Linked DNA regions of Homo sapiens: regions 1, 2, 3, 4, 5 and 6 are each linked to region 7. A link is a loop called in an ENCODE intact Hi-C map of the cell type or tissue named here. Cell type or tissue: heart left ventricle. All regions are shown on one strand. Region 1 has its middle 65 kb from the start of LINC01819. Region 2 overlaps LOC112268413 (a long non-coding RNA gene). Region 3 holds the start of LOC105374570 (a long non-coding RNA gene). Region 4 has its middle 48 kb from the start of TRI-TAT2-1. Region 5 overlaps THADA (THADA armadillo repeat containing). Region 6 has its middle 18 kb from the start of TRI-TAT2-1. Region 7 overlaps THADA (THADA armadillo repeat containing).

Region 1 (4,000 bases), 510 kb after region 7:
GATCAGCCACCACTCACACCAGCCAGACCCTTTCCTTCCCTCTGCCCCTAGGACTCTACCCTAGAAACTATGGAAGTTTCCCTCCTGAGCGCTCCAGCCCTCACCAGCTCCTTCAGAGAGGGGCCTGCGGTGGACATCCTGTTTCCACGCCCCACTACCCCCACCAGCCACCCCCAACTCAGTGCCCTACCTAGGCCAGCTCTGCCATCACCAGCCCACACAGATCTGTCCACTGGCAAGGGGGACACTCCCCTCCTTTGTGACAAGTGTGGAACCCAGCCCCAAGAAGAAGTGGGGAGAGAAGGGGAACCAGCAGGGCCGGGAGGCCCAGTGGGAGTCCCCTGGGCCCCTCAGGTTTCCCTCTTGACGCAAGATGGGAGATTGAGAGGTGCTAGGCATGTTCCCCAAGAGCTGTTGTAATTTATTTTGTCATTCATTAGTAAGCCCCCTTGCCATAGCAAAGATTCCTAGGAGCTGGGCTCATGGCTTATGCCTGTAATGCTAATACTTTGGGAGTCTGAGGCAAGAGGATCGTTTGAGCCTAGGAGTTCAAGACCAGCCTGGGCAACATGGTAAGACCCCGTTTCTTTCTTTCCTTCCTTCCTTTCCTCCTTTCCGTTCCTCTTTTCCTTTCTTCCCTTCCTTCCTTCTCTCCTTCCTTCCTTCCTTTTTTTTCTTTTCCTGCCAGGCCTTCCAAAGACTTCTGGAACTTGTTCACCTCTTCCTGTCCCTACTTCTCTGCATGCACAGCCTGGGTTACAGATTTTTTTTTTTTTTTTTTTTTTTTGAGACAAGGTCTCACTCCATCACCCAGGCTGGAGTGCAGTGGGCAAATCTCGGCTCACTGCAACCTCCACCTCCTGGGCGCAAGTGATCCTCCCACCTCAGCCTCCGGAGTAGCTGGGACTACAGGCATGCGCCACTAACGGCCGGCTAATTTTTGTGAGTTTTTTTTTCTTTTTTTTTTTTTTGTATGTTTTGTAATTTCGTATTTTTTGTAGAGACAGAGTAGGAGAATCGCTTGGGCCTGGGAGGTGAAGGCTGTAGTGAGCCGTGATCGCGCCACTACACTCCAGCCTGGGTGACAGAGTGAGACACTTTCTCATATATATGTTCCTAGGAACCCCTCCTCCCCAAGCCCCAGCTCGGGGCACTGAACACCTCCTGAGGGCATAGAATGTAGGCAAACCCTGGGAGTCGGGGCTGCTTAGAGAGGCCCCCCACGGTGCCACGCCATGGCCAAACGCCCGCTGGGCTGGGCTGAGAGTTCCCTTATCCGGTAGGGATGCTTCGGAGTGAACCAGCTGACCAGACCCTGTCCGGGGACCCCAGCCGAAAGCAGGACTGGAGGGCTGGAGGAAGACAGGAAGGGCAACAGGGACAGAGTGGAGACGCAGGAGAGCTGGGGACAGGCTGGCAGGCGGGCGGGAGTGACTGGAGCAGGGAGGCCCCGTGAGGGTCCCAGGCGCAGGACGGCTGCCCCCCAGCCGCTCCAGTCGCGTCCCTCTCCACAGAGCGCTTCCCAGCCAGGCCCGCAAGTCCAATCCCAGCAAGACGGCGCCACCTGCTGCGGGGAGTGGGCAGCGCAGCTCACTCCTGTCGGGGGTTTGAGAATTGGGGGAGGGGGTAACTCCCACCCCAGGAATCACCGCCTCTTGTCTCCCCCATCACACCTCTCAGGTGGCCAGTGTGCTGCCCGGCTCCCTACTGGCTCACTCCCCCAGCCCCCTGCCTCCTCTCCTCCAGCCGCCCCCGTGGCCACAGCGTCCTGGGGGGCCTCCCCACGACTGCCAGTTCCGCCCCAGGGCTTCCCCCGTCACAGGCCTCACCGTCCCCCAGAGAAAGGCCAAGGTCCAGTAGGCTGAGCATTCCTCTGGGATGAGGACGGCAGATTGGGGTTGGGATTCGCTGGGCCCGTCCCGAGCTGGAATGCTGGGGTCAAGAGACTTTTCAGAGCAGAGGCCTGGGCTCCGTGTAGGACTTGAATTAGATGCTTTATCTGAGATGAGCTGGGCTGGGTTCAGCCTGTAGGCATGACTGGAGGCTGCCAGGCCTTCCAAAGACTTCTGGAACTTTTTCACCTCTTCCTATCCCTACTTTTTGCATGCATAGCCTGGGTTACTGCTGTCTCCTCCTGGACTCACCCTTTCTAGAACCTTCTCTCTACTGCCCAGCTAATCTTTCTAAACCATGGAGCTGATCCCTCCACACCACTGCTTAAATTCCTGCATAATCTCTCTGTTGTCTTCTGGAAGAAATCCAAACCACCCCACCCAACTAGCAGAGCCACGCTTCTTCTGGCCCTCCCAGCTCCATCTCTCAGCACTCTCCCACCTGTGCCTGATGGTACCTCATACCAGGGATACCTCGTGCCTGCCATACCTCTGCAAGAAGCAGCCCAGGCCTCACCTTCTGACCAGCCCAGCCCTCTCCCAGCAATGTATGCTCCCCATGCACCCATCACACTTCACAGATGTCACCCCTGTACTGGGTATCATCCCTTACTCAACTGTGACCTCTGAGGACAGGGACCTGGCCTTTGTCTCTGTAACCCCAGCACCTGACAGGCATACAGGAATGAATGAATGAATGAATCTGTGGTCAGGGATGACAGCCCAGAAAAATGGCATGCTGACCAAGTAGAAGACTGGTCCAGCCCTCGATTTCTTGCCTTCCCTCTCCCTCTCTGAGCCCTGTCTCTCCCTTCCTGCCTCACTTCTAAGTCCCTCCGGGACCCTACCTTGCCTTCCCTCTGGGAGCTCCCTAGCAGCCTCTCTGTAGCCACGCCACACTCCCCTGTCACCCAGCAGACAGAAACCAGCCCCCTCACTTGGCCAGGCCTCCAAAGGCTTCCCCATCTGACCAGTTTACAGTTACCAAGTCTCCTTCTCCAGGGAAGAGCCACTCAGGGCAGGATGGGGGGCGGGGGCTCTTCTGCCCACTCACAGAAGCCTCCCTGGCTGCCTGACTGGGGTAGCTCACTCTGTCCTCAGAAAGCCCAAATCACTTTGCTTGGACCTCAGACATCTTGTTTTGCACTAGGGACTTTACATCTACCCTGCAATACCATAAGCTTTTGGAAAGCCTGGACCACATGGGGAGGTGTGGCTTTTTTTTTTTTTTTTTTTTTTGAGACAGAGTCTCACTCTGTCACCCAGGCTGGAGTACAGTGGCACAATCTCAGCTCACTGCAACCTCCACATCCTGGGGTCAAGTGATTCTCCTGCCTCAGCCTCCCGAGTAGTTGGGACTATAGGTGTGCACCACCATGCCCAGCTAATTTTTGTATTTTTTTTTTTTTTTTTTTTTGAGAAGGAGTTTCACTCTTGCCACCCAGGCTGGAGTGCGGTGACACAATCTCAGCTCACTGCAACCTCCACCTCCCGGGTTCAAGCGATTCTCCTACGCAGCCTTCTGAGTAGCTGTGATTACAGGCAAGTGCCACCACGCCCAGCTAATTTTTGTATTTTTAGTAGAGGTGGGGTTTCACCGTGTTGGCCAGGCTGGTCTAGGACTCCTGACCTCAGGTGATCCACCCACCTTGGCCTCCCAAAGTGCTGGGATTACAGACGTGAGGCACGGCGCCTGGCCAATTTTTGTATTTTTAGTAGAGATGGGGTTTCCCCATGCTGACCAGGCTGGTTTCAAACTCCTGACCTCAGGTGATCTGCCTGCCTCAGCCTCCGCCTCCCAAAGTGCTAGGACTAAAGGTGTGAACCACCACAGCTGGCCCTTAGGTGTGGCTTTCAATGCTAGGTTGTCATAAAAGACACTGAGGCTTCTGTCTTGCTCTTTCAGATAACTTATTCTGGAGGAAGACACCTGCCATGCCGTGAGGACAGTCAAGCAGTTCTGTGGAGAGATCCATGTGGTGAGAAACAGGGGCCTCCTGTCAACAGGAAGAACAACCTGGCAGGCCTGTCTTGGATTCAGAGCCTCCAGCCCCAGTCGAGCCTTCAGATAACTGCACCCTTGGCTGTCATCTCAACTGCAATCTCAC
Region 2 (4,000 bases), 530 kb after region 7:
CCCCTCTCCACAAAAAATACAAAAATTAGCCAGTCCTGATGGCACACACCTGTAGTTCCAGCTTCTTAAGAACCTGAGGTGGGAGAACTGCTTGAGGCTGGGAGGTTGAGGCTGCAGTGAGCCAAGATCACGCCACTGCACTCCAGCCCTGTCTCAAATAAAAATAAAAAACCAAAGTGGCTGTCCTGCCATCTGGCTTCCCAGACAGCACACAGCCCCTTCAAATGTTTGTCTTTTTTTTTTTTTTTTTTGAAATGGAGTCTTGCTCTGTTGCCCAGGCTGGAGTGCAGTGGCATGATCTTGGACAGCTCACTGCAACCTCCTCCTCCTAGGTTCAAGCAATTCTCCTGCCTCAGCCTCCCGAGTAGCTGGGATTACAGAAGCATGCCACCACACCTGGCTAATTTTTTATATTTGCTAGAGACGGGGTTTCACCATGTTGGCCAGGCTGGTCTCGAACTCCTCACCTCAAGTGGTTTGCCTGCCTCGGCCTCCCAAAGTGCTGGGATTACTGTGGTGAGCCACCACGCCTGGCCCAAATGTTTGTCTTTTAATGACTGCCCTTCTCTGCCCCTCCAAGGGGCATAACATCATAATCAGATAGGGTGAGGAGTTGTGAGCAGGTGAAAAGCCTCTCTTAAATTTAATTGCCTCTTGAGACTAATCAGTCAACCACCGAGTGTGCCTGGAGAAACAGGACACACCCCTCACCCTGCCCAGCCTCTGTGGCGCCTAGCAGCAGGGCCTGCCTGAAACTCCGTGTGGGGAGGGGCCCTGAGGAACGGGACAGGGTCCTGGCCTTGAGAAACTTCCACTCAAGTAGAGGGGCTCGGAGGCACTCCCACAGGAAGTGCTTTTAGCATGCTAAAAGAGAAACGACCACTCACCACAGGAGCCCTCAACGCCGCTTGTGTTTTCTGTGGGGCATCTACCATGGGCCAAACACGGTGCTGAGCTCCAAGGCAGACTGACGTAGCTCCTCCTCCCGCAAAACCATGGCCTGATGGGAGAGACCGGCGAGTCAATGGCTGTTTCTCAGTAGGAGGGGAGTCACAATCAAGGTTTGCACAGGATTCACCTGTAGGACACTCAGCTCTGAGAGGAGAAGGGAGGAGGTCAGGGAAGGCTTCCTGGAGGAAATGATACTTGAGCATGCTGAGGAGTTGGGCTGGAAGTGCCAGTGGGACTTTAGGGGGTGGGACTGGGAGGTGGTGGGGCTGACCTAAGCCCTGGTAGTAGTGGTTAGAATTTGGGTCGTGGGACAGCGATAAGACCTTAAGGCAGACAGAGGAGACTGAGTAGGTTTGGGGCACAGGACAACAGACCCCAGATGGATGGATCTGGAGGGGAGGGTTAGGACAGACAGAGGGTCTCCGAGAGCTGGAGGAGCTGGAGGTCAGCTTGGGACATTAGGATGTCTCTCTCAGTGAAGGAAAGAGAATAAATGAATCAAGGTAGAGGAGAGGGTAGCAATTAAGAAGGCAGGTGGGAGGGAAGCCAGTCTTTAAGGGGGTCTCAGAGCTTGTACAGGAAGAGTGGGGCATTCAAAAAAATGAAAGAAATTCGGAAGGAGCTTGTAGTAGTCCGTTTTCATGCTGCTTATAAAGACGTACCCAAGACTGGGCAATTTACAAAAGAAAGTTTATTGGACTTAACAGTTCCACGTGTCTGGGGAGGCCTCACAATCATGGCAGAAGGTGAAAGGCACGTCTCACATGGCAGCAGACACGAGCAGAGAGCCTGTGCAGGGAAACTCCCATTTCTAAAAGCATCAGATCTCGTGAGGCTTATTCACTGTCATGAGAATAGCATGGGAAAGACCCACCCCCATGATTCAATTACCTCCCACCGGGTCCCTCCAGCAACATGTGGAAATTCAATTTGAGATTTGGGTGGGGACAGAGCCAAACCATATCAGAGCTCCCAGGACCTTTTCATCTGCAACCATGCAGACATCCCATTCCCAAGTCATGGAGTAGCATCTTAGCCCCTATGGTGAAGCATTGGAGCCCTTCCAGGGAGGCAGGCAATGGCCAGAGGCAGCCATGGCTGAGGTAGGAGGGAGTGGGTCTCACCCAGCAGGACACTAAGAGGGACCAGAGGCAGGAATGTAGGAGTCAGGACTCCGGGGAGCAGAGGTAGCAAACTAGGGACACGTGATGGCTTCAGGTTATGGGGCCAAAAGCCAAAACACTAAGCCAGGGTCAGGTCAGGAGAGAGACAGGCCCATGGGCCTTAACCAAGACATTGGATGTGAGAACAGGGCAGGGGGCCAGGACACTGGATGCGAGTACGTGGCTGGCAGGGCCTAATGTGTGCTGGAGCAAATTCATACCAGCTCCAAGAGCCATTGTTAAATGCCAGTAATTTTTCAAGAAAGTTGTTTAAACATTGACAAAATCAGCCACAGTGGGAGTATTTACACCATGGAAATCAGCAAGTGCTACAAATCCAGGCCACGTTTTCCCCGCCAGAAAGCCGGCACTGCAGCTGGTCCAGAGAGATGGCTGAGAGAGACCTCATGGGACTGGGGCTCATGGGACCAGGTTCTCACCCTTACTCCATCACATGATTTTGTGCCATTGTTGATGTTCTCACCCTGGCTTTCCACAAAGGACTATTCAGGGGTCAAATGAGAAACTGTGGCTGGATGTGCCTGCACAGGACAAAGCATTGCATGGAGTGAGAGATCATCATTAGCGGGTTTCCTGGTGTCTTCCTGGATGTCTGATCTAAATTTAGGTCCTTGTAGTCACAGTTGAATCCCAGCCACTGCCTTTCCTTCCTTCCTGCAGGCTCTCTGTAGCACAGCCACGGGAAGTCACTGCTGGAAGGGGTCTGCCTTTGTTGTTTCACCTGCAAGTTTGCATGCATGCTTCTGGGCAAAGTCCCTCCAAACCTTCCCTGTGCCTTCTCCAACTCCAGGCCTGCAGGCTTCCTCCTGCTGAGACACTTGCTGGGCTCGCTGCTCCTCTCCTGGTATCCCAGACTGTCCCACCCTGCCCCAGGGGTTCCCCTGTCCTAACCACCTACCCCCCTCGCTCAGTCACCCCCTGAGAGAGCACATTCTTCCACATCAGGACACCTCAGGCAAGTCCTTACCCTCTCTAGGTCCCACGTATACTCTAAGGATGATGCCAGCCCACCAACCCTCAAAGGGCCTCTAACAGAGCCTATGAGTCTTTCTGGAAGTAACAGAAACTTCAGCTAACAGGGACTTAAACAATATAAAAGTGGTTGCCTACTAAGAAGTCTAGAGGCAGGCTAGTCCCAGCTACTCAGGAGGCTGAGGCAGGAGAATGGCATGAACTCGGGAGGCGGAGCTTGCAGTGAGCAGAGATCGCGCCACTGCATTCCAACCTGGGCTACAGAGCAAGACTCAGTCTCAAAAAAAAAAAAAAAAGTCTAGAGGCAGGCAATTCTCAAGTTGGCTTTGCAACTCCAAGATGCCAATGCCTCTAAATTCTCTCCCTCATCCCCATATGGTCTCAAGATGGCTGCCACAGTTCCAGATATCACATCTTCTTAAATCTCCTTCCAAAGTCAGGATGTAGGGTGATGGTCAATGTGGCAAGAGCTCTCTTTATGTGCTTTTCTTATTTGATCAGAGATGAAAAGTCTTTCTCAGAATCTTTTCCATCCCCACTCCCACAACCCAGTCTCAGGTTGTGAAGAGATAACTTTGGTGAGGTTGTCCATCACAACTTTGGAGGAGTAAATGAACCTATTTCCACATCAGTTGTTCATCTGTAAAATGAGGGCTAATGATATTTACCCCAGGAGGTGGTTGTGGGGATTGAATAAAGTGATCTAGGCTGGCCATTCCAAGTACACAATCCTCTTGGCTTGGTTGGTTCAGAGAGGGACATGTGACCTGATGATACCAACCAGAGTCTTGCTTTAAATTTTGTCTGTGGATGCTGGAGGGGGTCTGTCTTCCTCTGGGATGTTGAACAACGAGGCTCAAGAGAGCCTAAAGCAATTGCACGTAACTAAGCGA
Region 3 (4,000 bases), 360 kb after region 7:
TATTAGAGATGGGGTTTCACCATATTGGCCAGGCTAGTCTTGAACTCCAGCCCTCAGGTGATCCTCCCGCCTCGGCCTCACAAAGAACTACCACTCCTGTCCTGACCCCTTATCCCTCTTTAACTCTGAGCTCAAAGCTCCCGTCCACTTCCATAGCCCATACATACCTCACACTCATTTGTCCCAAACCAAACTTGTCTTTCTCTCACCAGCACATTCCTCCACTTGAATGCTACATCTTAGCTCACAGTCACACTGTAAGCCATCATCCACACCAGAGGCTGAGCCACCCCTGACCACTCCTTCTGTCCAGGGCATCTTATTGGCCCTCTCATCTGGTGAGTTCTAACGCTTTGGTGTCTTAAGGCTTCATCCCCTCTTCCTCATTCCTCTCCACCCCTCAGTTTCTATAGTAATTTAGATCCTCATCTCTTTCCTTAAGAACAGCCAGCGGAACCAATCAGAACTCCGAGGCCATCCTCGCACAGCTGCCAGGGGCTCTTTTCTGATGCCATGGTGCCCCCCTCTCAGTGTCTCCCTGCCTGCCCCTCCAGCTTCATGCTCTGACCCTCCTGGGTGCAGACCATGTGCATCTGGAAACAGCTGGGCCTACCTGCTTCATTACCAGTGCTCAGGCTGCTGGCAAGGCCCTCCTCTCCTCCTCTTCCCCCTTCACTGCCTCCTCCAGGAGGCTTTCCTGACTGGAGACACATGGCTGGTGCTCCTTCCTCCATGCCCCTACTCTGTCCACTTCCTGCTGAGCATGCTCCTCCCTGGGGTGCCTTCCCAGTTACAGACTCAGCCCCGACCCTGGCCACAGACAGGGCCTTCTTCTCTCTACCTAGACTGTAGCTCCACCAACCCTATGTTGTGGCTACATACCAGGCAGACCTGGGTGTGGGTATCCCGTTTTACCCACTTCCCACTGGGGACCTCGGACAAGTGACTTTCTCTCTCTCGGTCTTCCTTTCCTCATCTGTCAAATGGGAGGATAACATAACCTGCCTCCCAGGGTGGGTGGTTGGGCCTGGCACACCGTGAAGGGCAGCACAGGGCGTCCATGCGGCACCCGCTGTTTTGATGACTTGCTAGGACCTGGGAGAAAGTGCAGAGGGACCAGGTCTCTCCAGCACAGTCCTCCTGTTCTTCCCCCTTTCTGGCTGTCTGTGATCTCCACCCAGCAGAGGGCTTGGGCGAGGCCGCCTCTTCCCCTCTGCAGCACTTCCTCCCCAGGACCCAGTGCTGTCCACACCGGCGGCAGGGTCCAGTGTCAGACTCGTTCTCAGCCGGGGACTGTGTGGGCTGCCGCACTCCTCTCCCTGGTTGCAACTGCAGTGCTTTGCTCAATAAGGCCCCAAGGGTTGCTGCAACCACACGGGGACTGAGCCGCTGAGGTGGCACACAGTACACCAGTGGCTTCTAGCTCCAAAGTCCAGATGCTATCCACTCTGCCCTGCTGCTGCCCCTTCTGCCTTTCTTTTGGCATCTGAATGACCTTAGTCTCCTCATCTGCAAAATGGGCATAATAATTGCTTCTCTTGCTTCCTCAGCCAGAGGACAGGGAGAACAATGGGGCTGGGCTGGGAAGTTGTGAGGAGGTGGAGACCTCGCTGTGTGCAAGGCAGGAGAGCCTGGCTGGGCGGGGGATATGACAAGAGTTGCTGTAGGGAGACCTCACCATCCATCCAGCCGCCTCCCATCCTTGGCCAGAGCCGCGTGTCTGAGTCCACAGCGCCCCCTGCTGGCTAGCCGGCCCAGAAGCTCCCTGTGGGCAGCCCCAGCCCCACACGGCGTTTCCCCGCAGGGACCACGCGGAAGGAGCGGACCCTGCCCTCAGGGAGCCCTATCGGAGGAGGGACGTGCAGCCAGGCCTCAGGGAGCCCAGACGGGGCGTGGGGAACCGGGGCTTTTGTCTGAGAAGGGAGCTCCCGAGGTCAAGGAGCATACCATTCTGCTCTGAGGAACCTGCTGAAATCCTTCTGCGGAAGGTCTAAGGCCTGCCAGGGAGCCAGTGGTCAGCTCCAAGTCCAGCAGCCATCCCTTGATTAGGGCTGCCCCCACCCCGCTCCCATCCCACATGGACTTTGAGGGAGGGACATCGGGCAAGGACAGACCCTGGGAAATCAGGCTGGGGCTGGTAAGGTCCCTGGCTCGCCCTCAGGCTGGGCCCCCGTTGGCATCAGTGGCGGTGCTCCCAGCCCTCCGGATCCCAGGTGCCTTTCTTCTCCGTCGGACCTTTTCTTCAAGTCGGTGGCTTCATCATCTCAGCTTTTCCTTAGGCTGGTTCTGTATTGGGTGCTGGGGATTCTGGGAGGAGAAGCCCGTAACTGGCCCTCTGGGATCTCAGACATGCCCTTATCCCCTACCCTACCATCCCCCTTCCCTCCTTCCTCCTCAGTGTCTTCCCTGCTCCCTGGGCTCAGGGACCTGCTCTGGGAGGAAGGCAGCTGAGGCAAACAGACACCCCGCCCCCCCCCACACCAGATTAAAATCCAGCCAGCAGTGCCATCCTTCCAGGATGCTCTCCCAGTCATCCCACATCCTGGGCTCTGCTTACTGTGTTTGAGACTTTCCCCTCAAAATCCCTTCTCCCTCAACTGCCTACATAAGTCCCCAGTGGAATTTCACCTTGTCCAGGAAGCCTGCCTTGCTGGATCTCAGCCTCTGTGGTTTTTCCCAGCTTTAGACTTGCGCAGGATTTCCTGACACACGCTGCTTTATCCCATCTGCCCATAGTAGATGCTCCACGCCTCAGGAAGGAAGATCTATGGCACCTTCTTCCTTGCACCCCTGGGAAGACCCAGGGGACAGTCTCAACATGCTCACTGAAGCCCATTTAAGTCAGTGGTTTTCAACTGGGCACAGTTTTGTCCCCAGGGGACATTCGTCAATGTCTAGAGATAATTTTGATTGTCACAACTTGGGGAGGGGGCGGTGCTACTGGCATCTAGTGGATGGAGGTCAGGGATGCTGTGACACCCCACGATGCACAGGCCAGCCCCAACCCCAACAAAGAACTGCCCAGCCCAATATGTCAGCAGTGCCCAGGTTAGAAATCCTGATTGAAATAAATTCATAGATTGAGGTATAAATATAGCATCCAAGAAGAGGCAATGGCTCAGGCAGGAGCAAATCATCCCTCTGAAGGAGACAGAGCAGGAGCCTCCCCTCCATATGACCATCGCAGTCCCAGGTCCCTCCCACGGCCTTTCTTGGGCTGGTAGTGTCTAAGTGGAGGCCCACCTGAGCTAGAGGAGGAGGAGCCAGGGTCTGTCTAGAGAGGGAGTCCGTGGGGGAAGAGGGCTCTGTGTGAGGAGCTCTTTGGGTACAGGCTTGGCCTCAGTTTAGTCATCTGTAAAATGGGGATAGGGTGGCCCCTTCCAGTTCTAATGGTTTAGGGTTCTAAACTGAGTCTCTGATGTGCACAAGTCCTTTTTCCCTCTGCTGATGGGCAGGACCCCTCCAGCAGAGCTGAGGGTAGAGTACCGGCTTTGGGCCCCTTCACCAGATGTGTAGGGTTATTGTGGCTATAATTGCCCTTCCGGGAAACAGCTGTGAGAACAAGAATGCTTTGATAGGTTCCATCAAAGCTTCCTTCACGTCTCCTGGGGACTGACTGGGTGGGGGCGCATAAAGAACTTCCAGCTGGGAGCAGCTGTTAGCCAGGCCCCCATGCAGAGGTGGAGGCTCCACAGGGTGGCCCCACTTTGGTTGGGGTTAAGAATGTCCCAGAGGCTGGTCACCCTGAGACGGGCCTCTCTGAGGGCTCTTCAGGGGCTGTCTCTGTGCCCTCCTGGGGTGGGCTCGAGTGGCGCAGGGCGCTTGGCTGCAGAGCGGAGGTGGCACTCTCCTGGTGTGAAAACCTCTTGTGCCACCAGGGGCCTAGCTCTGGCTCTCTGGGGCAGGGGTCCACACAGAGGGCAGGGGAAAGTGAGCCCACTGATATCCTCTCAGTCCTCTCAGAGATAACCTGGTCTCTGGTTATCAAGGGGACCTGGAG
Region 4 (4,000 bases), 630 kb after region 7:
ACCTTTTAAGGAACTTTGCTAGAAGCTCAACCCAACCACTCATGCTTCACCTCATTATCCAGAACTGAATTATGTGGCTATCCTTAGCTTCAAGATGAGACTAGAAAATGAAGTATTTTAGCTGGGCCAATTGCCAACCCTAACGAGTTGAGATTCTATATAGCAGAGGAGAGTTGAGAGTTGGTCAGGAATTGGCAGCCCTGTCACATATGCCTAATTCCAGTGCTGTTATTGGAAGTACCAAGGCTGGCAGCTTCCACACTGGGTCTTCAGTCGCTCATGTCTTCTGTGTCTGCCTTCATTCCTCTACTCAGATGGCAAACCTCTTTGTAAACAGAGAAAACATGTTCATCATTTTCATTACTCCCTCTTCCCAACCCCAACCTTCCAATCCTACTGTACCAGCTCAATAAATGCTTACTTTAGAAAGAAAAAGCAGTAACACTCACTATTAACCATATATGCCTTGGGACAAACTTTCCATTTCTTATTTGAATCACTGTTTTTATCGTGTATTGCATTGTCATTTTCCATTTCGTGAGCTTAAGTAGCAACTCCTCAAGTCAGCTATAAATTCCTAACAGTCTAGAAGTGCCCAATCCAGTGACTTTCACACGGTGAATGCTTTCATGACTTGTAGAGTTTATTTGGCCTGAGTTCTAGTCATTATCAGTAACCACAACAATAGTAATTTCATACCTTTATGATGCTTCGAAGTTTACACAACTTCCTTTATACACATTCTCTCACTTGGTCTTTTAAGTAACTCTTTTAAGTAAGGCTGCTGTAATTATCCCTTTTTCACAGACAATGAAATGGAGGCTAAGAGAAGGTATATTGCTTGCCCAGAGGCATGAAGTCAGTGTTTGAACTGGAACTTAAATACAGGTCTTTGACTTCAAATCCAGCAGTTTTCCATCAAACTTGAGGCCTCGATTCTCTCACTTTCAAAAATGAAGAAATTAATTTAGATTATTTCAATGCAGCACTGTCCATTAGAAATAGAATATGAGACACATATAATTTAAACTTTTCTAGTAGTCACATTTAAAAAGGAAAAAGAGACAGGCGAAATGAATTTTAATAAACTTTTATTTAACTCAACTCAAAATATTTCAACATGCAATCTTCATATTAATAAGACTTTTTTTGCTTTTGAAAGCTAATTTTTTTATTTATGTCTTTAAGTCATAGGAACTTCTAAAGAATGAAAGCCAATGTGTTTATGACACTTTCAGCACATCACAATTTAACCACTTTTCAGGTGCTCAAAAGCCACACATGGCTAGTGGTCACCATATTGGAAAGCTCAGCTGTAATGTTTGAAGGGTAAATTTAACTTTAAAACAAGCTCCTATATCTAAGATTTCGTGATCAAATTATTTTAGAAATTATCTAAAAGAGTTATTTTCTGTACATTCTTGCAATAAAGGAGAACTGCCTGTTCAACAACTATCCCCCTGTAGAAAACTGGCTTTGCCTAGATCCATCACAAAGCACCACTGCCATCTGGTGGTAGACTCTTGAATTGCCAGCAAATTCCCCAAGAGGAAATAATCAGGCTCTCGGAATGAGTTTATCAAAGCAGTAGAAACTGACTCCACATAATCCAGGAGAATTTGTTGAAGAATGCACAATGCTGGGCCCTGCTGAATCAAAATCTCCAGGACAAATCCCAAACACCCAGATTTTCAGTAAATGTCCCCAGTGGTCATTCACACTGAAACTTGAGAATGGTTGATCTAAAGGACATGCCTATATAATACAACCATAGAAAATTCAGTGACAGTAAATGTCAGAAGAGGACTCATTCTTTCCTGATACTGTTCTGATATTTGTCAGACTGCTAATTTCTTAGTTTCTACATAGAAAAAAAAACCCCACCCCCAATATATACACACACACACACACAGTTGGAAAGAATCCATAATCCCATCACTTTTTTCAAAACTTAAAGGAAGAAAGAAGTCTATGTGGCCACTCCATCTCCGACCCCCCCACCCCCAACACACACACACACCCCTAAGACACAACTCTGTAACAGTTACATATAGCTCAGGCCCTCACAGCCGTGTCCCCACTCCCAGCCTCTGCTCTCACCCTGCTCCCTCCACACCCAAGTTCCAGCCAGGCCAGTGCCTTCACAGCTCTCCCCCTTCACCTCACTCCCCTTCTGAGACTTTGCAGAGCTGTCCCCTCCATCTGGAACAGCAGTCACCATCCTACCCTCCAGCCCCCATGACTTGTCCCTCATAATGCAGCTCAGGCATCAGCTACTCAGGAAGCCCCTTGGGGAGCCCTCTAGACTGTGCTGGGTCCCCCTCCTTCCCCCCGAAGTGCCCCATATGGTAGCTGTATTGTCTGACTTCTCCACACAACTGTAAGCTCCTTATGGGGCAGGGCTGCGTCTCTTGTCTCTGTATCTCTGCCACCTAGAAAAAACTCTGCCACAAAGCAGGCATTGTTAAGAATTTGCTGAGTGAATAAATGTTTTCTTTTCCTTTCTTTTCTTTTCTTCTTTTTTGAGACAGGGTCTTGCTCGGTCTCTCAGGCTGGAGTGCAGTGGCACGATCATGGCTCACTGCAGCCCTGAACTCCTGGGCTCAAGCGATCCTCCCACCTCAGCCTCCTGATTAGCTGGGATTAGCATGCATCACCACACTCGGCTATTTCTTTTTTATTTTTCTTTATTACTTTTGTTTTATTTTATAGAGATGGGGCTCTCTGTGTTGTCCAGGCTGGTCTCGAACGTGTGGGCTCAAGCCATCTTCCTGCCTCCGCCTCCCAAACTGCTGGGATTGCAGGTGTGAGCCACCACGCCCAGCCATAAATAAATGTTTTCAAAAGCATCAAGTAGTCCCTCTGATTTTTAAATGATAATGCTAGTTCTGATGAGTTGACGACACTAAGCAGTGTGGACCTTTACTGGAGTCTCAGTAATGTCAGCTTCCAGCTCTGAGGACGGAGCTGCAGACGTTATGACGGCTGACCAGAAGCGTTTGTGTCGGGGACTAGGGAGGGCAGTGATTTGGGCACCATGAACACAGTGAGACACGGACGGGTGCAGGAAGAGGGCAGTAACAGAGTAACCCGGGAATGCCGTCCCCACCTCCCAGGAAGGGATCCATTTCCCCAGAGGACAGAGGCCTGCTGCATCTCGCCCAGCTAATCTGACAGAAGCCAGCTGCAGCACTAGGCCTGCCCCCGGGAAGGCATGCTGAGGCCGGGAACCACATGCCACTGTTTGCCCCTGGGGGACAGGGGCACAGGGAGAGGGTAATTGACTTGTCTCCCAAGTTTATTTATTAATTCCTAGCTGCACCATTTGATGTGGTTTCCAGGAGGCACGCCGTTGAAATGTGCCGCCCTTCCCCATCCTGGCTGCAGTGGCCCCAGGGAGATGGGTGAAGCTCAGAGCCAGCCCACAAGTCAGACCAGGTGCAGGCAGGGGACTAGGAAGGGTGCCCACCATGCAGGGAGGCTTGCCGGCCCCAGCGCAGGCAGCAGGCCATGGCATGGGGTAGGGTGCAAGGCAACAGTGGACGGTGTGCTGGGGAGCCTGAGACGATGCGCCTCGGGACAAGTGGCCGCAGCTCTCTGCTTCAGCTTCCCCAGCTGTGAAAAGGAAAAATGAGTGGCGGCAGCTGCCACTTCGTAGAGCTGAGTGAGAATACCAACGTGCTGAGGGTAGGAAGTGCTGTTACAAGTCAGGGGCACCCCGCAACTGTCGAATGTTCCAGACGGGCAAGTGTGTATCTCTAAGTGCCGGGTCTAGGCCTAACTTTGCTCCTCATTTTATGTTTTCCGAATTTCCCGTGCTTCCTACAATTAGCATGAATAAGCTGTATAACCAGGGAAACATTAGACTAAAGAGAATGGGAAGCGTGTGGCCCAGAGATGGAGCCACGTCTCAACAAGCAGGGTGGTTACAGGGTGGAGGGAGAAAGGGGGTGATCCCTCCAACCCAGGCTTGAGCGAGGAAGGACACCTCAGATGCAGG
Region 5 (4,000 bases), 150 kb after region 7:
TCTATTTTGCTTTACAACAGCTGAAAACAGCATTTATTTTCTCACCACCAAATTTATTCACACAAGAGACTTACACTTCCCAGGCAGAAATACTGGGTTTTAGGTCTGCTTCCATTTTCCCACTGTCCTTTAGCTCCTTCCCAAATCCCTCATGGGCTGGTCCCCTCCTGAAGAAAGAGATCCTTCTTTTGCAATGACTTGAAATAGAAAGAGGCCACAGCCTTTTGCCACAGCTGCAAGTTGCTGTTTCACTTCCATGCCGTTGAAATGAATCCAGTCCAGGATGATTGTTAAAATATTCAGATGATCATGTGGCATTTTAAGGCTATCATTTGTGGTCCGTGCCAAAACTTTAAGGGAAGCAAGTCTTAACAGGGATCGCTAGCCACAGAGCAAGTTTCCAGGCATTGCTAGGGGTTATGTTTTGCCTTTTGGTTTGTTTCTTTTCTTTCTCTCGTTTTTTCTTCTTTCTTTCTTTCCTTCTTTTTTTCTTTCAAAAAAAAGGATCCTCCTTTTTTTAATTTTAGAAAAAGTTATTTTTTTTTTTTAGGAAAAAAATGGAAGAGGTAGTAACTGCTTTTCAATTCCTAGATTTTACTGGAAGAGAGAGGTTCTCATTAGGACCCGTCTTTAATCCTCCAGCACAGCTTGTTCAAAGTCACATGAGCCTCATGCAGATTTGAATGATGAGAGAAATGAAGTTGGTATATTTTAAACCCAAGCATGCTGACATATGTTCACTTCCCTTTCAGACGTCTCAGGAATGTCTAAGGTCATGATATCTCCGGATGAGATCCTGTTTGTGTTTTTTAAATACAAAAGGAAACATTATCGTATTTCAACCCAAGCCAGTGGGACAAGGTGCAAAACATTTTCTTCATTAAATATCCCTTTTACAAATACAGCCTCAAGTTTTAAAGGAATAAGCTGTTTGAGGAAGAGTGAAGTTTGAAAATATATGAAGTATTTCTTGTTGACAGACTGAGCTTATGGAAACGAGTCTGGGTGAAAACAGTCAGAAGTGATCAATATATTATCCTGGGCCCTTGAGCAAGTCGTCCAAGATCAAAGCTTCTTCATACCGCAGCGAGAAATAAAAATAGTCCTTTTACGCAACTGCACACACACCAAGAATTCAACCCCCAACTGCTGATGCTTTCTACTTTTTAAATATAGAAATCTGCAAACCTAACCTGGAGATGGCAGTTAGTTCAATAGAGGGCTCAGAAATCTCTGTCTTGTTCCACTTGTAGCTGTTGGCTTACTGGGGTGTTGCTGTTGGAAGATTTGGACAATGTTGTCATTGCTCAGCTTGCAAGGGAGTGCAGGCTTTAAGTGTCTTCAGCACATTCTCATAATATTATGTAAAGCCCTAATGTAGTGGGTTATGTTTTTTCCTTTAGCATGTAACATCTTCCATCTTTTGGATAAATTAACACCTTTGTTACCTTCATTGAGCCATTCTCAGTCAATTAAAGCCAATTCAGAGTCACAAATATTACAAGACAATGGTTTAGGCACAGTGGGAAATATATGAATGAACGATAATTGTCTCTGTTTCAGAAACCCCACAAGTAAGACAAGTATGGATTTAAATAACTATAAACAAGATTGTGTCAATGCTAGAATTAGTCAAAGTGTGTTGCAGAAGCAGAGAAGGGAGAAATAAATGCCAGCTTGTCAGGGTAGGGGTGTCAAGGAAGTCTTCAGGAAGAGGGAGAAGTCTTTAAAGGATAGGTGAGTTTAATTATTAGATAAGGTTAATTTTTTAGCATGGTGGCATGGGCCTGTAATCCCAGCTTCTTGGGAGGCTGAGGCACAAGAATTGTTTGAACCTGGGAGTTGGAGGTTGCAGTGAGCCAAGATCGTGCCACTGCACTCCGGCCTGGGTGACAGAGCAAGATTCTGTCTCAAAAAAATAATAATAATAAGATTAATTGTCTCAGATTGGAGACTGAGTAAAGTTACACTTGTATAGTACCTTTGTTGCCAAGTAAATTGTGAAGGTCTCATTGCCCAAGTACACAAAAGGTATCTTAGTACAGCGCCCAGCATTGTGGGAACCTAATGTGTGTGTGTGTGTGTGTGTGTGTGTGTATTAGATATATATAATGGAGTCTTTGTTGTCAGAGTTCAGTTATGGTTGAATCTAAATGAAAATTTAGACAGTGAAATACATAGAAGTACATACAGTAAGTACAAGAGTTCAGAAAAGAATGTGGACTAAGATAGTCAAGGAAGGCCTTATCAGAGGAGTTAGATATTTGAGATGGGCGGTAGAGCAGAGTGTGATTTGGAAACACCAAAAAGTGGTAGGAAAAGAGCATATCAAGATGGTGGACCAAATGTGCAGTGGGATACTGGAGGGAGTGCATGTGATGTATCATGGGCCAGTGAGGAGATCAAGCTGAGGGAAAGCTGCTGTGCTTTAGAGAGCAGTGCAAGATTTGATAAGAGACCAGTTGTGGAAACCCTCAGATGTCAGCCAGAGGAATATGGACTGGATCCAGGAGTTAAGAGGAAGTTAGTGAGCTCTGGCTGACACTGGTAAGTAGGCTGCTGTCTATATGCACATGAAATGCACTAAATGCTTTACATCTTTCCAACCTCGCTTAGTGGTCATCAGAGTTTCTAGTCTCTCTTAAGGATTAACAGAAATCTCTCTATTAGCAGTCCTTGTCACCTGGAAGCCCCTGTTGCCTGCCTGGGCAGCTAGTAATAGGAATAGAGATATCTGTATGCACTTGAGACCACATAGGTTTTGTCTTTCCAATGTTGCTAAGAGTACCATAGAACCACAGAATTTATAACAGTAAAGGGAATTTAGAGATCGTCTAATCCAGTGGAATTCATTCTTCAAACAAGCTTATGTGGAAATTCAAGATATTGAAAATAGTAGAGATGGTTTCAATATGGTCTAAACTGGGGTGGGGGCCCGGAGACCCACCTGCATGGCTTCCTTCCTGTTGGTAGCCCCAGAAGGGACTAAGAGAAGCACCCTAACTCCCTATTTCAAAACAGTGATCTAATCTAAGCTGATATTTGTAGAAGAGGTAATAGACACGGGGGCAGGCGACTTCTTCCTACTTGAAAGATATGGCTGTCTCAGAAGATGGCTCAAATTAGGGATGTAAATAGCAAGTTTGTTTTTTGCCTCTTGACCTGCTTTCTTCCTCTCCCGAGGCCTGATCATCCTTGTGGAAAATTCTACAACTCCATGTCCTTGGGCTGCCAAGGGCCCTCTCTTAGGAGCTGCCTTCCATGGATAGGGCTTCATGCTCCAGACCTTCTTGCCATCAAAACTTAACTATTCTATATCCCTTTTCCTCACTCTCAGCTGGCTGGCTGTCCCTAAATTTTAATATGTAAATAAGTTTGTTCTCCCGGGTCACACAGCTGTTTTCCAGTAGTGACCTGGTAGAGACAGCACCTTTAACTGAAGTCCGTAACTGACGCAGGCTTTACGGCAGTGCGCTGGCCTGGCAGGAGCACATCTGCCCTCATATTAAGCTGCTCAGCCCTGATACATTTGTCCCGTGTGGCTGGGGTTTCGGCCACCTCCACAAGGGCTGTGGGCAGCATGAGCTGGTCTTACATGAATGGGCCAAGGGAGCATCTTGGAGAGAGGCCCTCCTAAGTCTCACTAGCCTTTCCTTCCCCTCAGCTGCCAGTGATGATCAGGCTTCCTCAGCAATTAGACTGGCCTGGGTGCCTCTGGGAATAACACCTTCCCACGCAAGCTCAGGGGCTCACTCTAGGACTCCCCAAGCCAGACGGGTCCTCACCAGTCCGCAGGCTCTGCGTTCCTGGGTAACCACAAGGAGAGTCACATCTAGAGGCACTTGGTGAATGGAAAGCCTCTAGCCAGAAAACACAGTGCAGTGCCATTGAGGAGAGGCAGAGAATACTCAAGGTTAGCAAGTCAGTGGTCTGGCCTCTGCTGGACTACTGCCCAGCAAGGTGTGGCCTGTAATTTCCTTAGGCCTGAGTTTTCATCTGT
Region 6 (4,000 bases), 660 kb after region 7:
CGCCAATGTTGGTAACATTTGAAGCTTAAAAGGATGATATTTGAAAAATTTTGGGCCAGGCACAATGGCTCACGCCTGTAATCCCCATACTTTGGGAAGCTGAGGCAAGGGGATTGCTTGAGCTCAGGAGTTCAAGACCAGCCTGGGCAGCACAGCAAGACCCCATCTATTGAAAAAAAAATAGAAAAATTAGCCAGGTGTGGTGGCACACACCCCTAGTCCCAGCTACCTAGAGGCTGAGGTAGGAGGAGCACTTGAGTCCACGTGTTCAAGATTACAGTGAGCTATGATCGCACGACTGTACTCCAGCCTGAGCAATAGAATGATATCCTATCTCTTAAAAAATAATAATAATAATTCTGTTGCCCGGGTTGGAGTGCAGTGCTTTTCTCTTTTGCCTTGATGGGTACATGATCTTCATCTTCATTGGCCTGAGGCATGCATCTCTGCTTAAAGAGAGACCAGGATTAATGTTTGATATAGACAGAATGCACAGAAGAAAAAATGTGGTAATGTTTGGTATTTGACATGCAAAATAGGATTATGCTGCAGATCAAAAGTCTTCTAAAGCAGGCTATTCTTTTGAGAGCATGTTTCCTGGATTCCCTCATCCCTCTCCTTGGGTGTGGCCCTGGAATTTTATGTAATGGATGACTGAGCAAGAAGAGGAAGAGTGTTGGTCCCCTCCTTCCTGCCCAGGGGATGGTACGAAGGGGATTAGAAGGATAACAAGCAGAGCCAAGCACTGGCCCACTCACCCCTCCCTGAGAGAAAGAAGCCCTTGTCCCCAACTCACATTGGAACTCTGGGAAGAAGTGGCATCCCAGGCAGCTGCAAACCAACTCGGCCTCTGCCTCCAGCACCAGGGCTCCCCGGTAAGGGAGAGGCACCACTAAAGTTCAGCTTTCAAAGCCAACTTCCATTCCTGTGAGCCAGCAGCCCTACTGGGGCCATGGTGGCACAGCTAGGAGACTTGGTGGGGAGGAGGGGCCCAGGTGCAGGAGGGCTGGCCAGCCAGGGGCGCCACATGGGCTCTAGTCAGATCAGGAGGGACTGGACCATGAGTTTCATAAACTCAGCTTCTAGTATGATCAGTGGCCAGGAGGGACAGGGGACCTTGCTGGGTCTAGAGGACACCACACCCCAGGATCCCAACTCATGCCTCCTACCAGATGCCACACAAGCTGCCCTTGACTGTCTACAAAACCCCAACAGCACCACAGTGGGAGAAGCTGGGCAAAGCAGTCTGAGAACTAAGCATTTTATCCAAGAGAAATTAATAAGATCACTTAACAAGACCGGCTAAACTCTCTGGCCCCAGGATGTTCAAATCAAGTTGAAAATTTCATTGTTTTTCTCGCTTATCATCAGGCAGGGGTTGGAAGAAAGGCCAGATTCATTATAGACTCATAAATAAGGAAATTACCTTTTTTTTGCACAAATAAATTATAGAGTGAATTAAGTTTTCAACTCTGTTGCACACACAAAAATAGAGGAATTCCTGCTGCCCCACTGCAATGCTGGCTGACTTTTCCAACCAAAGACAAGGACCCAAGCCTTCTGGATCCCCAGTTCCCTCCTCCAGGTGGTGGGGGACACCGTTGTGGCAGAGAGAGGTAAGGTCCCCCTTCAGCCTAAGTGGTCACATTAGCCCTCTTGGGCTCATGCACCAGATCCTGCTCTCCTGGCTTATCTGTGTTTCTTTGAGGGGAGGAATGAGATTTTCATTTTCTTTCCAGGCCCTTCCCATTCAGGGCATTTCAGATCCCTCCTTCCCATGACCCCTGAAATGAATTGGGTGAAGAATGGTCCCCTGCCCTACACGCTGCATGTCTGGGAGAGGCCAGAGGTGGAGCCGGCACATGCAAAGGCAATGCTGCCACCTGCTGGCGCCACGAAGAGACACAGCAAAGGTGGGCAACCAAACCCCATTAGCCCTGGGGGAACTGCACAAGGATGTCTTGCAGCTGAATGGTACCTTTTTCCAATGCAGCTTCTTACCTGTTCCCTCATTTAGTCATCCAGTATGCCGGCTGGAACAAGAACATCATCCCATTTTATGGACGAGACAACTGACACCCATGAAAGGGCAGAATGCTGACTGAGGTCACATGTGTGGGGATGGCTTGAAGGCAATGCTCAGTCTCCTGCTTCCCAGCCAAGAGTTGTGTCCCCTCGTCAGTGCTCAGATGAGGTGTCTCAGAAAACGAGGGACCCCTATGAACAAGGTTTACGGGGCCATCCTCAACATCCAGGGAGGAAGAGTGAGGGCGGAGGGCACCAAGCAGTAATGCCCACCCTGCAGCTGGCTCAGGGCCTGATACACGTGTACAGCAACTCTGTTTCCCAAGGGTTCACACACCTTCCACACAGATTTTGTGGGTTTTTTTGTAGAGAAGGGGGTTTGTCCTGTTGCCCAGGCTGGTCTCGAACCCCTGGGCACAAGTGTGATGTTACTTTTCGATAAAGATCTGGAAGAGCTGACTCCTGCCCTAGGCCCGTGAGTCCTAATCTAAAAAACAGACGGTGAAAGAGGCAAGAGTCATCTTCCCAAATGGCAGCTGCAGGCGAAGTAGGTGGGGGGAACTCGCAGACGATGTTGTGTGGTCAGCAGGTGTGAGATGACCGGGCTGCATCCTCTCCCGCTGGGTGCTCAGCACTCGACTCTCCTCTTTGTTCCTGGCTCTTCCAGCCCAGGTCTTCATTTGGCGGAAACAGCCTGGAGGACAGAAAAAGTGCCTCTTCTCTGCCCGAGACCCTTCCCACGCGCACACGCCATGGGGAAGCAGCTCTTCCCTTTTCCCGACGTGGGAGATGACTGGGCCGGTGGGAAATCCCATGATTCCCCGGCAGCGGTCCATGTCCCTCCTGACAGCGGTCAGCGGTCAGCCTCACTTCCAGGACTCTGCATTGTCCCAAGCCTCCTCCTCTCCAGACCTTCTTCGCACCTCTCCCCGCGATTCTTGTCCTGGTAGGGTCCAGGAAACGCTGAAAGCTACGGATAGGCCCCCACGTTGCCCCGCAGGGTGCGGATGAAATCGCTGTCGGAGGCTGGTCCTGTGGCCGGCCCTGCCTGTCTCCTGGACCGAGAGGAGCCTTCTATGGCAGAGCCGCAGCGCCACCGTGTGGTAGAAGTCCGTCTGCACGGCCAGAAACGGCGGCTCAGAGCGGGCCCACAGAAATCCTTGTAATAGTCCACTGTCAAGGCCGGTGCTAGCGACACGGGAGTGGCAAATGCACCCTCTTGCCGTTCCCGGTGTTTGGGCCTTGCCTGTGACGGTGGGAAAAGAAAATGGCCTTGCTGTGCTACAACCGGGGCTGCGGTCAGCGCTTCGATCCTGAGATCAATTCCGATGATGCTTGCATATGCCACCCAGGTGTTCCAGTCTTTCACGATGCATTAAGGATTGGTCTTGATATAAGAGAAGAACAATTGATTTTTCTGATTTCTTAAGCATTGTAGGCTGTACAAAAGGTAGACATAATAGTGAGAAGCCACATGAGCCAGTCAAACCTGAAGTAAAGACTACTGAGAAGAAAGAACTATCTGAATTGAAACCCAAATTTCAGGAACACATCATTCAAGCCCCGAAGCCAGTAGAAGCAATCAAAAGGCCAAGCCCAGATGCACCAATGACAAATTTGGAATTAAAAATATCTGCCTCACCTGATAAACTTAAACTGTCATCAGGGAATGAAGAAGATAAGAAAGAAGAAGAGGCCAAGCGTGGTGGCTCACGCCTGTAATCCCATCACTTTGGGAGGCCGAGGCGGGCGGATCACAAGGTCAGAAGATCAAGACCATCCTGGCCAACATGGTGAAACCCCGTCTCTATTAAAAATACAAAATATTAGCCGGGCGTGGTGGTGCACACCTGTAGTCCCAGCTACTTGGGAGGCTGAGGCATGGGAATTGCTTGAACCTGGGAGGCAGAGGTTGCAGTGAGCCAAGATTGCACCACTGCACTCCAGCCTGGCAACAGAGCAAGACTCCACCAGA
Region 7 (4,000 bases):
CTTTTATGCTCTTCCAAAGCATCTTGACACATTGGTTTGGAAAAGATAGGGAAAAGATTATTATCATCTTGGAGAAATAATTTGTGTTTATTCATGGTAATTCCTGCCTCTTATCTTTACTAATGTTATCAGTTAATTTCAGTATTGAAATTACTTGGTAAGTTACTTGCATTGTGAAGCTGATAAGCAACATTTTGGATTTAACTATTTTCTTAGCCATATTAATTACCTGGATTCTTTGAAGTTAGGATTTTTGGATTTTCTTTTTGTTTTTTTAAAGACAGGTTCTCACTCTTTTGCCCAGGCTGGAGCACAGTGGCACAATCATAGCTTACTGCAGCCTCAAACTCCTGGCCTTATGCAATCCTCCTGCCTGAGCCTTCTGACTACCTGGGACTATAGGCATGTGCCATGGCTGTAAAAATAACAACAACAACAAAAAGTCAAAAGCAAAACAAACAAAAAAATCTCTAAAAAAATACTTTTTTTTTTTTTTGAGATGGGGGTCTTACTGTATTGCCCAGGCTGGTCTCAAACTCCTGGCCTCAAGCAGTCCTTCCACTTTAGCCTCCCAAGTAGCTGGGATTACAGGTGTAAGCCACTGGGCCTGGTTCTTTGAAGTTAGGTTTTATAAGTATTTTCTCGTAGGTAAAATGATTTCAGAAAATAAATGGAAAGAGCTGAGGTTTTACTGCAATCTTCATTGTCAGGAAGCATATAGAAAAATGAATTTTTAGAAAAGTGTTATTTGATGCTCTAAGTGCAGAGATTAGTGAAAACTGTTGATGGTAATATTAGGAATATAGGAAAAGGCTGTGTTGTGTGCATGTGATTGGGTTGTAGAGCTCAATTGAAGTCATTGAATCGATGACTGTCAAGTTTTTTTTTTAAATTATTTTATGAACACAAATCTGTCTTTTTAGCCTCACACTAGCCAGTTAGGTAATGATTTTGAATTATCTAGTTTGAACATTGTAAACGTTGGTTTCATGCCAAGAATATTTAAGCCTTATTGTGTTTTCGTTTGTACATTAGGTGCGAAATTCATCCACACTTCTCTTTAGTGCCTTGATCACAAGAATTTTTGGAGTTAAAAGGGCAAAGGATGAACATTCCAAAACAAATAGGTAAGCTCCATTTAAGGCTAACTTTACTTTTTTTAAAAAATACAATATTGTCCTGGCCAAAAACAAATTTTGAAATTGTGCCTACTGTTATAGATTCATCTAGAGCATAAAACTATAAAAATACTGTAATGAATTAACCTATGCTGCCAAGTTATAAACCCTTGGGCAAAAATATCAACTGTTTAATAAGTGGACCTTTCAAAGCAACAAAAATTTAGCAAGGTAGCAAGGGGTGAAATGTAGAGCTTGTTTCTCCATGCAAAAGCTAGTGTTTTTTTTGTTTTTTTTTTTTTAATTGCATCTTCTTTAAGTAGTCCTGAAATGTCTTAACTTTACTTGTATATATTATCCTAGCTTGTATAATATCTTTAATTTTATAGGTGGAAGTTTAAATGTTTATGATCCTCTCATTAGAACATCTCTCACATTACCTTTGCATTAAACTCTTGTACTAAGAGGAGCACCTATATGTGTTAACCACAAGAAATAAACAGTGCTTTTTACTTTTGGTCTTTAGTTTTATGTTTAACCTCTAATTTGTTTTTGTCTTTAAAAAACAGCTTTTTTGTTATGCCTGAAAAGAAACCTGTGGAACCATTTTGATTTTGGGTAGTTTTTAGATAAAAATGCACAAGATCTGTTTGTTTTTAAAGAAGAAAAGCTTTGAATAGTTGTTTTTTAGCACTTAAGAGGATTTAATGGTAATCTAATTGACTTGCAGTTGTTAACACTAGATGTCACTGTTGCTGCACATTTAATTACTTCCTTAACTTTATTTAGGATCCAGTTTGGCCCAGTGGTCTTTCTCTTGAGGATCTAGAGTTATATTCAAAGCCCTATTCCCTTCTTCCCTAAAAAAGTCATTATGCTTCATATTTAAGTTTTAAGCTAATGTTTATTGAAATGCATTTTTGTGTGATGGAACTAAATCTTAGGAATTAAAAAAATATGAAATCATTTTGTGATGTACTAGTGATAATTCTAATGAAACCTACTATGGTATTTCCGAATTATCATTTAAATTGCTTCTTGTCACCCTGTAACATTCACCAGATATTTAAAAGGAAGGTAACTGGCTGTAAGTATAAATCCCTTGAGCATGTTCAGGCAATACCAGAGAGCTTTTTAATTTTTTTTTTAACTGAGTATTTTTTAAATAAATAAAACATTACTCTTGTGGAGGGATGATTATAATTTTTATTTTTTAGCCTGTTCTTAAAGAAATTCTTCCTGTCACTAACTTGAAATCACTAATATTTGTTTCTCCTTAGCTTTGTCTATTTTGTTAATAATTCTCCAGTGTGCTACAGTTTAAAACAGTTGGGTCATGTTATAAGGCCTTGATAAATACTGGTATAAATGAAATATGATATTAAGTCATCAAACAAGTAAAATTAATGTTTAAAACTGAACTTGAAGAAAATTTTTTTTTGTTTTTTATGAAGTGATTCTTGAATATATATATAAATATATATACATTTTACTATGTATAGGAGAAAATGATCAGAAAATGAGAAAACCTCATTTAGGTTGTATCTGAGGGAGGAAGAATAGGGCAGTGATACTATACAATTTTAATTTTTTGCCAAAGTTACAATGATGGAAACCTCCATTATAAATTTATTCCTCTTGGATAGGAAAGATTACAAAATATATAAGATTTCTAGAAAAAAGGAAATAGGAATGAGAAGTTTTTAACTGTGAAGAATGTGAGAGCTTTTAATTTTAGTAATCTGAAGATCGGTATGGACCATTATGTGTACAAGGCTTCTGTTCCCTGTTTAACCCATGAAGATATATTTCTTGGCAGCTCCCATTAGGTTTGCTTTGCAAAACCTTTAGTGTCTTAAATTTGCAGTTGCTTGTGATGGTTCTTTTAGTTTTAGTTTGTTTAATTATGTCACTTTTTGTTTAAATGTTTATATGCCTGTTCCTTCCAATATTAACTTTCTGAAGGAAGGACCTTTTTCATCTGTTCTGGGTACGTAATGGGCACTTTAAGAAGGCTAGTAATAATGATATCTTGGTTGGTTACTTATCCACCGGATAACTAACCTCAGCCGGTGACACACCTCACAAGTCAGTTGTTTCCTTTCACAACCACAGATTGTCCTGCTCGCAATTTGGAAATGTGTGTTCTTGGTCAGAGGGAACTGGACATAAAAAGAACATCTGCTTTTTCCATCTAATGGGAAATAAAGGTCTGACTTGGAGTAAACAAACCTGGTTTCTAGGCATTTTGCTGCCACTGGAGATGACCTTAATAGGCCCCCTTATCCACTTTGCACTTCAGTTTCTCCATCTATATACCAGGAATAATAAGATCTGTGCTGTCTACTCCTAGGGCTATTGTGAGGATAAAACAAACTATTAGAAGTTCATTTTCTTTAACATATTGGAAGTCCTAGGCAATTAGAGATATAGTTTGGTTTTTCTTTCTGTTACCACTTCTGTGATTGTACTCATCTGATTGTCTTGCTCTTAAGACCGTGCTTTTTGAGGACAAGGTCAGTATCTTAACCATTCTTGGGTACCTAGAGTCTAGCATAGTATCTGGCATATAGAAGGCATATAGGAATAATTGCCTAATGAATAAGTAAATTTTGTTACTAGAGGAGAAATAAGAAATCTGGTTTCTACTCCTGCGTTTGTTACAATATAACCACTATAATCAACTGAGACAAAATAGCCAACCTCTCTGGGCTTTGGTTTTCTTCTCTGTAAAATAAGGTTTGGAATATTCCTGAGGTCTTTTCTTTTTTTAAAATACTAAAGTAAGGCTTTACATAATGTTACTGGAATTGTAAGTTTGGTAAAATGATGTATTCCCAGTGCCGTAGAACAGTCCCTGTCGCATAGTACAGACAAGAAGT

Evidence for each region. Hi-C counts contacts between places; a loop is a spot of excess contacts. Peaks named below come from ENCODE experiments on the same cell type or tissue, not always from the same donor. Only the 100,000 strongest peaks of a DNase experiment are listed, where the experiment ranks them.
Region 1: it touches region 7 in a loop (8-fold over the local background); 66 of 110 quality-filtered maps call a loop at or near these places.
Region 2: it touches region 7 in a loop (15-fold over the local background); 87 of 110 quality-filtered maps call a loop at or near these places.
Region 3: a loop joins it to region 7, with 11 times the contacts of the local background. A loop is called at or near these places in 59 of 110 quality-filtered maps.
Region 4: a loop joins it to region 7, with 2.7 times the contacts of the local background. A loop is called at or near these places in 34 of 110 quality-filtered maps.
Region 5: it touches region 7 in a loop (2.3-fold over the local background); 8 of 110 quality-filtered maps call a loop at or near these places.
Region 6: it touches region 7 in a loop (8-fold over the local background); 77 of 110 quality-filtered maps call a loop at or near these places.

The regions. Positions count from the first base shown.
Region 1 is chr2:42,972,809-42,976,808 of GRCh38, reverse strand. No RefSeq gene overlaps it. Among named protein-coding and RNA genes, the nearest start is that of LINC01819, 65 kb to the left of the region's middle. In heart left ventricle, a CTCF peak has its summit at 1,565 (motif pointing left); a DNase peak (open chromatin) is centred at 1,548; H3K4me3 peaks cover 571 bases; H3K27ac peaks cover 817 bases.
Region 2 is chr2:42,950,090-42,954,089 of GRCh38, reverse strand. LOC112268413 (a long non-coding RNA gene) reads right to left here. Exons shown (of 3, transcript XR_002959381.2): 2 at 888-1,000. Among named protein-coding and RNA genes, the nearest start is that of LINC01819, 87 kb to the left of the region's middle. In heart left ventricle, no CTCF peak of the experiment used is centred here; DNase peaks (open chromatin) are centred at 2,369 and 2,919; H3K27ac peaks cover 2,370 bases.
Region 3 is chr2:43,125,076-43,129,075 of GRCh38, reverse strand. It overlaps LOC105374570 (a long non-coding RNA gene), which reads right to left and starts at 680. Exons shown (of 3, transcript XR_940018.3): 1 at 614-680. RefSeq lists an enhancer at 1,211-1,711. In heart left ventricle, CTCF peaks have their summits at 1,548 and 1,749 (motif pointing left); DNase peaks (open chromatin) are centred at 763, 1,245 and 1,735; H3K27ac peaks cover 305 bases.
Region 4 is chr2:42,856,654-42,860,653 of GRCh38, reverse strand. No RefSeq gene overlaps it. Among named protein-coding and RNA genes, the nearest start is that of TRI-TAT2-1, 48 kb to the right of the region's middle. RefSeq lists an enhancer at 2,832-3,419. In heart left ventricle, a CTCF peak has its summit at 1,512 (motif pointing left); no DNase peak of the experiment used is centred here.
Region 5 is chr2:43,330,016-43,334,015 of GRCh38, reverse strand. All of the region lies in intron 30 of THADA (THADA armadillo repeat containing), which reads left to right. Among named protein-coding and RNA genes, the nearest start is that of LINC01126, 100 kb to the right of the region's middle. In heart left ventricle, no CTCF peak of the experiment used is centred here; no DNase peak of the experiment used is centred here; H3K4me3 peaks cover 964 bases; H3K27ac peaks cover 4,000 bases.
Region 6 is chr2:42,826,910-42,830,909 of GRCh38, reverse strand. It overlaps the pseudogene CHORDC1P1. Among named protein-coding and RNA genes, the nearest start is that of TRI-TAT2-1, 18 kb to the right of the region's middle. In heart left ventricle, CTCF peaks have their summits at 1,884 (motif pointing left), 2,926 and 3,125 (motif pointing left); DNase peaks (open chromatin) are centred at 1,869 and 3,109; H3K4me3 peaks cover 546 bases; H3K27ac peaks cover 1,441 bases.
Region 7 is chr2:43,482,361-43,486,360 of GRCh38, reverse strand. It overlaps THADA (THADA armadillo repeat containing), which reads left to right. Exons shown (of 38, transcript NM_022065.5): 26 at 1,036-1,127. Among named protein-coding and RNA genes, the nearest start is that of THADA, 110 kb to the left of the region's middle. In heart left ventricle, a CTCF peak has its summit at 1,856 (motif pointing right); no DNase peak of the experiment used is centred here; H3K27ac peaks cover 2,067 bases.